Regions from separate parts of the Homo sapiens genome. Here regions 2 and 3 are each linked to region 1. A link is a contact called in ENCODE Hi-C or POLR2A ChIA-PET data. All regions are on one chromosome and are shown on one strand. Each heading gives the region's core, a stretch centred on a gene start or an enhancer-like site at or near the end of the contact. The rest is flanking DNA. Distances are from core to core; before and after follow the strand shown.

What was found. A loop is a pair of places that touch in the nucleus more often than their neighbours do. ChIA-PET counts read pairs that join two places held with the same protein, here RNA polymerase II (POLR2A). Pooled maps may share reads with other maps.
Region 2: a loop to region 1 is called in a map of GM12878, with 2.6 times the contacts of the local background. The contact joins two enhancer-like sites. A Hi-C loop is called at or near these places in 1 of 168 maps with a recorded cell type or tissue (GM12878), 3 of 37 single-sample maps with no recorded cell type and 3 of 50 pooled maps. POLR2A ChIA-PET finds 5 or more read pairs at or near these places in 1 of 52 experiments (activated naive CD8-positive, alpha-beta T cell).
Region 3: a pooled map shows a loop between it and region 1 (2.3-fold over the local background). The contact joins two enhancer-like sites. A Hi-C loop is called at or near these places in 1 of 168 maps with a recorded cell type or tissue (endothelial cell of umbilical vein) and 1 of 50 pooled maps. POLR2A ChIA-PET finds 5 or more read pairs at or near these places in 3 of 52 experiments (AG04450, Caco-2 and Panc1).

Annotation. Positions count from the first base shown.
Region 1 is chr17:66,566,357-66,569,056 of GRCh38, forward strand. The region is part of intron 3 of PRKCA (protein kinase C alpha); the gene reads left to right. Among named protein-coding and RNA genes, the nearest start is that of PRKCA-AS1, 150 kb to the left of the region's middle. Within about 2 kb of position 1,380, at least 5 of the 41 ENCODE cell types and tissues checked have a DNase peak (open chromatin) inside an H3K27ac peak, as active enhancers do.
Region 2 is chr17:66,710,768-66,713,467 of GRCh38, forward strand. The region is part of intron 8 of PRKCA (protein kinase C alpha); the gene reads left to right. Among named protein-coding and RNA genes, the nearest start is that of MIR634, 75 kb to the right of the region's middle. Within about 2 kb of position 1,269, at least 9 of the 41 ENCODE cell types and tissues checked have a DNase peak (open chromatin) inside an H3K27ac peak, as active enhancers do.
Region 3 is chr17:66,347,353-66,350,052 of GRCh38, forward strand. All of the region lies in intron 2 of PRKCA (protein kinase C alpha), which reads left to right. Among named protein-coding and RNA genes, the nearest start is that of PRKCA, 46 kb to the left of the region's middle. RefSeq lists an enhancer at 1,239-1,533. Within about 2 kb of position 1,404, at least 10 of the 41 ENCODE cell types and tissues checked have a DNase peak (open chromatin) inside an H3K27ac peak, as active enhancers do.

The sequences.
Region 1 (2,700 bases), core at 130-2,629:
ATATTTTTTATGTTTTAGGGAGAAAGAAGCAGAGAATATACTTTTAGATGAGCACACTTTAAAATACCAGTAAGACAGACTTGTTGGAAGACAGGCATTGTGAAGAACTGTTGTTGTTTTTTGGTTTTTTTTTTTTTTTTTTTTTTGCAACAGCTTTCCCCACTTTGGGAAATGAGAACTTATGCCCTCCTGAATGTTGTATTTGATGGGACTTAGATCCATGGGGGAATTTTATTTTATTTTTTAGGAAAAGGTAACCTACTAAGTATAGTTATATCCTTCTAGCATGAAATATAATCATTTATTAGACCAGAACTGTTTGTTAATTCAGCAGTGTGTCTTGAAAAAGAGCCACCCTCAAATTTAAAGTAGAAATAGATTCTTCATTCTACACCTTTTTGACATCAGATTTGCTTTCCTGGTCTCAGTGCAGGTGCCCCTACTGTTTGGTGTTTGGGACACAGCCTCCGAGTAAGTCCAAGGAGAGCTTGGGGTTAGGCAGTATAGGCCATGAGCCCCTTGCCAGCCTCCCAGGGACTTTGAGAGGAGCTGTTTGGGGCAAGATGCTTAATGAAAGGATGTTTTGTAATTTAGAGAGAAAAAAGAAATTTATCCCATAGATAACTAAACCCTCAATGGGAATATTAGAAAATACAATTGTCACATTATGTAATATTTGTACATTTTCCACTGCAAGTAAGAATGCGTCCTTTCCTTAATTTTAAAATATGGAAAAGGTCGACCTTTCTGCTACCGTAAGGAAAATCAAGGGAAAGGGAGGTTTTATACATGATATGGGGAACTTGGTATAATTATTTAGCTCAGTATGAAATTCTGCCACAGGAATATAAGGTAATTAATTTCTCTAAGTATGAAATGCAATCTTGAAAAACTAGGAAACAGGTGCCGAGGTGACAAGATAGGAAGAGAAGCTGAGTGTTGTGCAGTGGCACCGAACAACTTCTGGAACATTCCAGAGCGTGGCTTTGTAGCTGGAGAGAGCCTCCTGGCTTCTGTGTGGCGACCGAGACTGACCCCTGCTGGCAGATTGTTGCTAAGCCGTGGCTGTTAATGAAGCAGGGCAATAAGGCCCTTAAGCAGGAGATCCTGCCAGGCCACAGGCAGGTCTGTCTCCGAGGCTATGCCTTGTACCAGCCCTTGATGCTGTTGCCTGAATTCCCAGTGGGAAGAAAAATGGACCCAGCAGTTTTTAGTGTTTTGGTCTCAGTTTCCACCATCTCTCCCCTTTCCCAGTCTGGGATGTCAGTGTTTGCTCTCTCCTCCCTACCCTCTGTTACCTCAAGATTTCATGGAAATAAAAAGCCCTGCTAACATCACAAAGAGGCTGAAAATTCCAGATCCACCTCGGAGCCAGACACTTGAGAAATTTGATGCCAAGGTAACCTGCGTTTGGGAAAACATCCTTATTAGGTTTATTTAAGAACGATTTGAAAAATTCCTATAAGTGAAAATCAGATGGGAAGAAGTCCAAAAATCTGATTCATGCCATGACTGTGATACAACCAAGATCTTCGTGAGCCAGTGGATGGGGAAGAGAGATAATGTACAATATTTCTATGTGTTTCCTGGAAAAATTCTTAAACGGATTATAAAAAGCACTAAGTGTAAAGGAAAATGTTAATACATTGGACTGCATTAAATAATAGACCAGCAGAGGTCTGGCGTGGTGACTCATGCCTGTAATCCCAGAACTTTGGGAGGCTGAGGCAGGCAGATCACTTGAGGTCAGTAGTTCGAGACTGGCCTGGCCAACACGATGAAACCCCATCTCTAGTAAAATTATAAAATTAGCTGGGCATGGTGGCACACACCTGTAATCCCAGCTGCTAGGGAGGCTGAAGCATGAGAATCACTTGAACCCCAAAGGCAGAGGTTGCAGTGAGCTGAGATGGCACCACTGCACTCCAGCCTAGACGACAGAATAAGACTCTGTCTCAAAAAACCCCCAAAAAATAGATGTGCAGAGTCTTTATTTGTGGTAGAGGTTAGTGTTTTCCCCACTACATTTTCCACCAGCTTGTTCTGGGAGCTGCTTTTGGGTGCTGGTGAGGAGTAATTCGTGGTTTAGGAAGCTTGAGTGCGGGTGCTGGGTCCTCTGCTTGTTGCTCAGCAGGGTACTGGAGGCCAGGAAGGCTGGCGCTGCAGAAATCTGTCTTCAGTGCACTTACTGCTGTTGCCATGGACAGCTCATTCGTATAGCTGGTGTGGAGCTAATGAAGTAGGGATGTTTTTAAAATGAAATTTTAAAAATGGGGTTTGAGAAGTACATAAACAGTTCATTGTGGCATAAAATGACATTATAATCATTTAATTTTGAGATGATTTAAAAATCATTTCCTCATGTTCCATGTTCTACAGCTTACCAGTCAGGAAAAAGGATAATTTTGTGGGACTCAATGAAGTGATGAAATTGAGAACAAAGCCTTTCATCTTTGGACTTACACTTCCATGTTCCTAAAAGAGTTAGGCAGGGATATGTAGGTAAATCAAAGACTGGAAACGTAGGGTCTTTGGAAACTTTTTTCTGGGTCATCTTTTTAGTCTTAAAGCTAAGCCTTCAGTTGCCAAGCAGTGGTTTTTTTAATGAATGAGGCTGGTCAATAGGATATCTATATTTTAAAAACCTCAACCACAAGTAACACCCTACACAAAAACCAATTACAGATAGATAGTAGACCT
Region 2 (2,700 bases), core at 19-2,518, 140 kb after region 1:
ACCTGTAATCCCAGCACTTTGGGAGGCCGAGGCAGGTGGATCACCCGAGGTCAGGAGTTCAAGACCAGCCTGCCCAACATGGTGAAACCCCGTCTCTACCAAAAAACAAAAAAAAAAATACAAAAATTAGCCAGTCATGATGGCAGGTGCCCGTAATCCCAGCTACTCGGGAGGCTGAGGTAGGAGAATCACTTGAACCCGGGAGGCGGAGGTTGCAGTGAGCCGAGATCGCACCATTGCACTCCAGTCTGGGTGACAGAGTAAGACTCCATCTCAAAAATAAATAAATAAAATAAATAAATAAATAAATAAAATTTTACCAAGCAAATATCAAAACCTCCTATCAGTGATTAAAGTTCAAGTCTGTATTGAAAGCATCCATCCAATGAACAGAAAGAGTGCATCTTTAAATGGACAGCTCATTTTCCTTTCTTTCTGTTAATATCTTTCAATCACATATGAGTTAAGATTCATTTTAAGTTTTATAGGCATACATCTGCATTAGCATGCAATCAGTATGGTGTATTTACACTACATGAGTGTGTTCATATGGATGATGTAGTGTAATATATCATAGGCTGAAATCCTGTAATTGTTCTGATGTTCTTAATGCCTGACTTAATCCTTCTCACTCTTATTTCATTTTTTCTCATTTTTTAATGTTTTCCCAACTCAATCGTTGCAATCTAATCAACCATTCTATCCCCAAACTATGGAGGGGAATTTTGCAACTTGCATGTAAATGGTTTTAAAAACCTGGTCTATTATTGTCATTTCTGATAGCGCCACTCTCTTCTGGGAAGCTGGTTAGGGCCACACACCAGCTGTGCTCTCAGCGTATTGCCTGTGTTCGTAATTAAAATCAGCCCAAGATTGTCGCAGTGCTTTTATGTTCGCATTAGATCAAACTGGAAAATTTAAACCCTCAAATGCTCGGGTGGAGGATTTGCAAGGGGAGAAACCCTACTCCCCGACCCCAAGCTGGAATCCACATCTAATGCTCTCTCAAAAACACTGTCCTAAAGACAGCATCTAATAAATAATGTTTTTAGAGTTTCTCATCTCTAGAACTTGTATCTCACCCTGCAGATGTGCCTGTTAGAGGAACCACAGGAGATTTGTGACCTAGAGATACTGGAAATGAGAAAGAAAAAAAATATTCCTTGAGGTTTCCTAAGTCTTGCAGAGTGTGGTAAATACTGTGTGTGAAAACTGCCTTTCAAGGCTTCTGTTGTTACTGCCCCCCCTCCACCCCGCCCTTGTCTGTGTTTGAAAACCCTGTCCCATGATTCAATGCAGGGTGTTGACTTTGGATACACATCTCCAGAGGCTGGCCACACCTGAATACACTGAGCCTCTGTGCAACTTCTTCCTGTGGAGTAAAACCCTCCAGCATTCTCAGAGGAAAGAGGCACCTCTTGATCACTCCAGGAGGTGGAAACAGTTCCTGTTTAAAAACCAAGTAAACCCCTCTCATTGCACCCCCTGCTACTTCAGAGGAACACCTCCATTCTGATGGAAGGAACTCGTACTTGGGTCCTGGAACCCTATTTGGGACCCAAACCTCTCCCACTTGTGTGGCCTGACGTGCCTGAGTGCTGTTTGTGTCCTTTTTATTATGTTGAAAACTTTGTTATTCCAAAGAAACATCTGAATCACAGAGCTTAGTTTCCCAGCATGTCGGAAAGCTGGGTGCTGGTGTAAAAAACTCAGATGTGGCTGAAAAGGGAAGTAATGAGAGGGGAGAAAAATAAGAAGAAAGAGTTAGGGTGAGGCTTTCACCTCCCTGGGTTCTTGCCTGGCTCCTCCTAGCTCTAATGAAGGGCTGTCCCTGTCCCCTTCTCCTTAAAGACTGTCCCTCTTCTCCCACCTGCTGGGCAACGTGGCTGTCACCTCGTCATTCCAAGAAGGCAGCAGGGTGTGGCGAGGAAGTGCCACACTGCCTGGGTTCAAGGGTTCAAATCCCAGCTCCAATATTTCATAGCTGTATAGCCTGGAGCCATGCAGCTCATCTCTCTTGCCTCAGTTTCTCCAAGTCTAAAATGGAAATGGTAAAAGGACCAACCTCCTAGGGATGTTGGGAGGATTAAATGAGTAAGTATGGAAGGTGCCTAGAACAGTGCCTGGCTAGATTTGTGTTTGCTGCAGTCATTACTCAGCCTTTTCTCTGCCTTCCATCCCCAGGAATTATGAATTACAGAGTTTTCCCTAATGGAGGTGTCACTGTGCATTGCTGGTTTCCAAGAAGCCATTGCCAAGTTAAAGTGAACCCTTTGTTGTCCTTTTTTTTTTTTTTTTTTTTGAGATGGAGTCTCACTCTGTTGCCCAGGCTGGAGCGCAATGGTGCAATCTTGGCTCATTGCAACCTCCACCTCCCGGGTTCAAGCAATTCTCCTGCCTCAGTCTACCGAGTAGCTGGGACTACAGGCACGCGCCACCATGCCCGGCCAATTTTTTTACTTTTTGTAAAGAAGGGGTTTCACCATATTCACCAGGCTGGTCTTGAAGTCCTGACCTTGTGATCTGCCTGCCTCGGCCTCCCAAAGTACTGGGATTACAGTCGTGAGCCACCGCATCCGACCTCATTGTGCTTTCTAAACCACTCCCGGGCCCCAGTTGGGAGACCCCGGTTGTACATTAGGTACAAATAACCCATCAGATAGGAATCTGCTCCCCGTACCCCACCCTACTCCCACCTGC
Region 3 (2,700 bases), core at 154-2,653, 220 kb before region 1:
ACACATATATGTAATTGAAAAAAGGAGGGAATATTTTAATAGCTTTTTCACGTAACTGGAGATATTCTTTGATACTTTTGATAGTGGTCGTTGGCAAGTAAGTTTCTCAAAGGTTGGTTGCAAGGTAGAGAATGAAACCGTGTCTGTGTTTCATATTGGTCCATCTTATGTGTTGAATGGCTCTTTTATGTGTTGGTGTGACCGCATTCTTTAGTTTGGAAAACACTATTTCATTGAGTTCTGCAGGTTCTTCTAAATGTTGACACATTTCATTATTCAACATCAAAAAAGTCACAATTATTAGTATCACCATCAGTCTCATCAAAGAGCCTTTAAGTATTATTAGGAAGCCGTCAAGCTGACGGTAGATGCACATTTTCTAAGATTGTGTTTTTCACTTGGAAAACTTTATTGTATTTCAAAAAAGTATCTGCCAAATATCCAAGTCTAAGCAACCATATTGTAGTTGTTCTTTTGAGTCAAAGTGGTGTTTCATGGAGAGAGTGGCTGCTCAGCTCAAGACAGCCCTCATCCCTGGAGTGTAGCCAAATGCTTTATGTGTCAGAATATTTACTCAGAATTCTGAACCTTTTTTTTTTTTTTTTTTTGAGACAAAGTCTTGCTCTGTGCCCAGGCTGGAGTGCAGTGGCCCAGTCTTAGCTCACTGCAACCTCCACCTCCTGGGTTCAAGCGATTCTACTGCCTCAGACTTATGAGTAGCTGGGATTACAGGCACACGCCACCACGCCCGGCTAATTTTTATAGTTTTAGTAGAGATGGGGTTTCACCATGTTTGCCAGGCTGGTCTCCAACTCCTGGCCTCATGTGATCCACCTGCCTTGGCCTCGTAAAGTGCTGTGATTATAGGTGTGAGCCACCATGCCTGGCCCAGAATCAATAATTGTTAATGCTTCATCGAGACTTTCTTAAATGAAACTGGCATAAAAGACAACAAAAAGCCCCTGGGATTTCATGGTGGGAAGAACATAATTCCTGCTAGTACCGCCTGGCACTGTCACCTTGACTCAGGCTAAGGTTCCTGCTGTCACACCACCATTGCTCTTGCACCATCAGTGCAAACGTCAACACAAGGAAAAAGGCAAATAGTGGCTCAGTATTATCATTAAAGTGGTTTGATCATGAGGACCCTTAAGGGTTTGTGGAGCATACTTTGAGGCACACTTTGATTTAAGAGGTTAGAAACATCACATTAAAATTCATACTAATAAAGTGAAATTGTGCCAATTGCCCAAAACAGTGCATCAATCCAAAACTCTTATTTGTCTTGGAGAAATGCATTCAAAACATAGTCAACACCACTATCTCATTTTGTCTCTGTGTTGTGTTAAGATGGGTTTGCATACTTTCAGCCTCTTAGAGCAGGCAGTTGGAACATTATCCAGCAGCAGGTTGAACAGCAGAGGGGGAGGGCAGCTGGAAGTTAGGCTAATCTAACAAATGAGTCATCCACATGTGGATAATGGAGTTGTAAAATTACTCTCAGCTTTAGTCAGCAGCAACCAAACTATACGGTTAAAAATTACAGGTCTCCAAAATAGAGACTTCCTGAGAACTTTTAGTATAGCATTTAACTGAGAATGTATCAAGGGTTTGGTTGAGGATTTTTTCATAAAACCTTTCTGTTCTGGAAGGCAAGTTTGTTATTAAGAGCTTCAGTAATTTCTCTTACGAAGTGTTCAAAATGCACCAGAACCTGAACACAATGTGAGCAGCTGAGTGTTCATCTTAGCTGCGTCCATCAAGTGAACGGTTTGCTCTCTTCCTGTCCATAATTTGAGAGTCAGCCTAATGGTGAGTGGACAGTCATCTAATAAAATATTTCATACCTGTGGCAGCAGGTATAAAGCAAATAGTTTATTTTTGCTTTCCATGTAAAGTTTGGCAGTAAAGTTTTTGTCTTGAGATTTTTGTTTTATAAGAGAAATTAAAATTCCTTCTGGGCTTTTGCTGTTCTCCCCTGAGGATGAATATGCTGCCTGCCTACCCTGCTACCCCCCGCATTTGGCAAGGTTGCACATGTCTTAGGGATGGAAAACCAGTAGCCAACACTAAACCAGGCCTGCTGTGTAGACCTGGCTTGGTGAGTATGGAGCTGTTCCGCAGTAGAGGTTTGCAAAGAAACCATCACACCCTTGTTTCCTCTCTCCTTCTGGCTTTTCATTTTTCTTCTGGCCTTTTGCATGGAAGAAATAAGTCATCCCTTTTGAACAGTTTGGGTATGGAGTGTTTGCCCATGCGGTAGACTCTGGCAGGACAGAGAGGGTTTTCCCGGGCCTTTAGTTGTCCAGGTCCTGTATTCTCACATCTCCTCTGGGCTGCTGACTGCGCACAAACACAAAATTCATTCCTCCAATAGAACAGTGTTTGGCCTGGCTCCCAAAAACTGCTCTCCTCACTTGCACGGCTTTGATTGAGTGTTAGGTGTCTCTTTGGCTGCCTCCAGTGTCTCTTATTTTTAGGGCCTTCGTTAATGTCTTCTGTGTGTGAAACATGAAAATGGAGCCATGGCTGCTGGAATTGGAAACTTAGGGTTTTTAGGCCACCATTCCCTTATCACATGGCGTTATCAGGTTATTTAGTTACAGAGGTTAAAAAAAAAGTCCACCCTAGGAGCCGGCGTGTGTGGGGAAAGGAGAGAGGGGGCAGCTGAGCACCTAATGGGCAGTGAAAAAAGATATT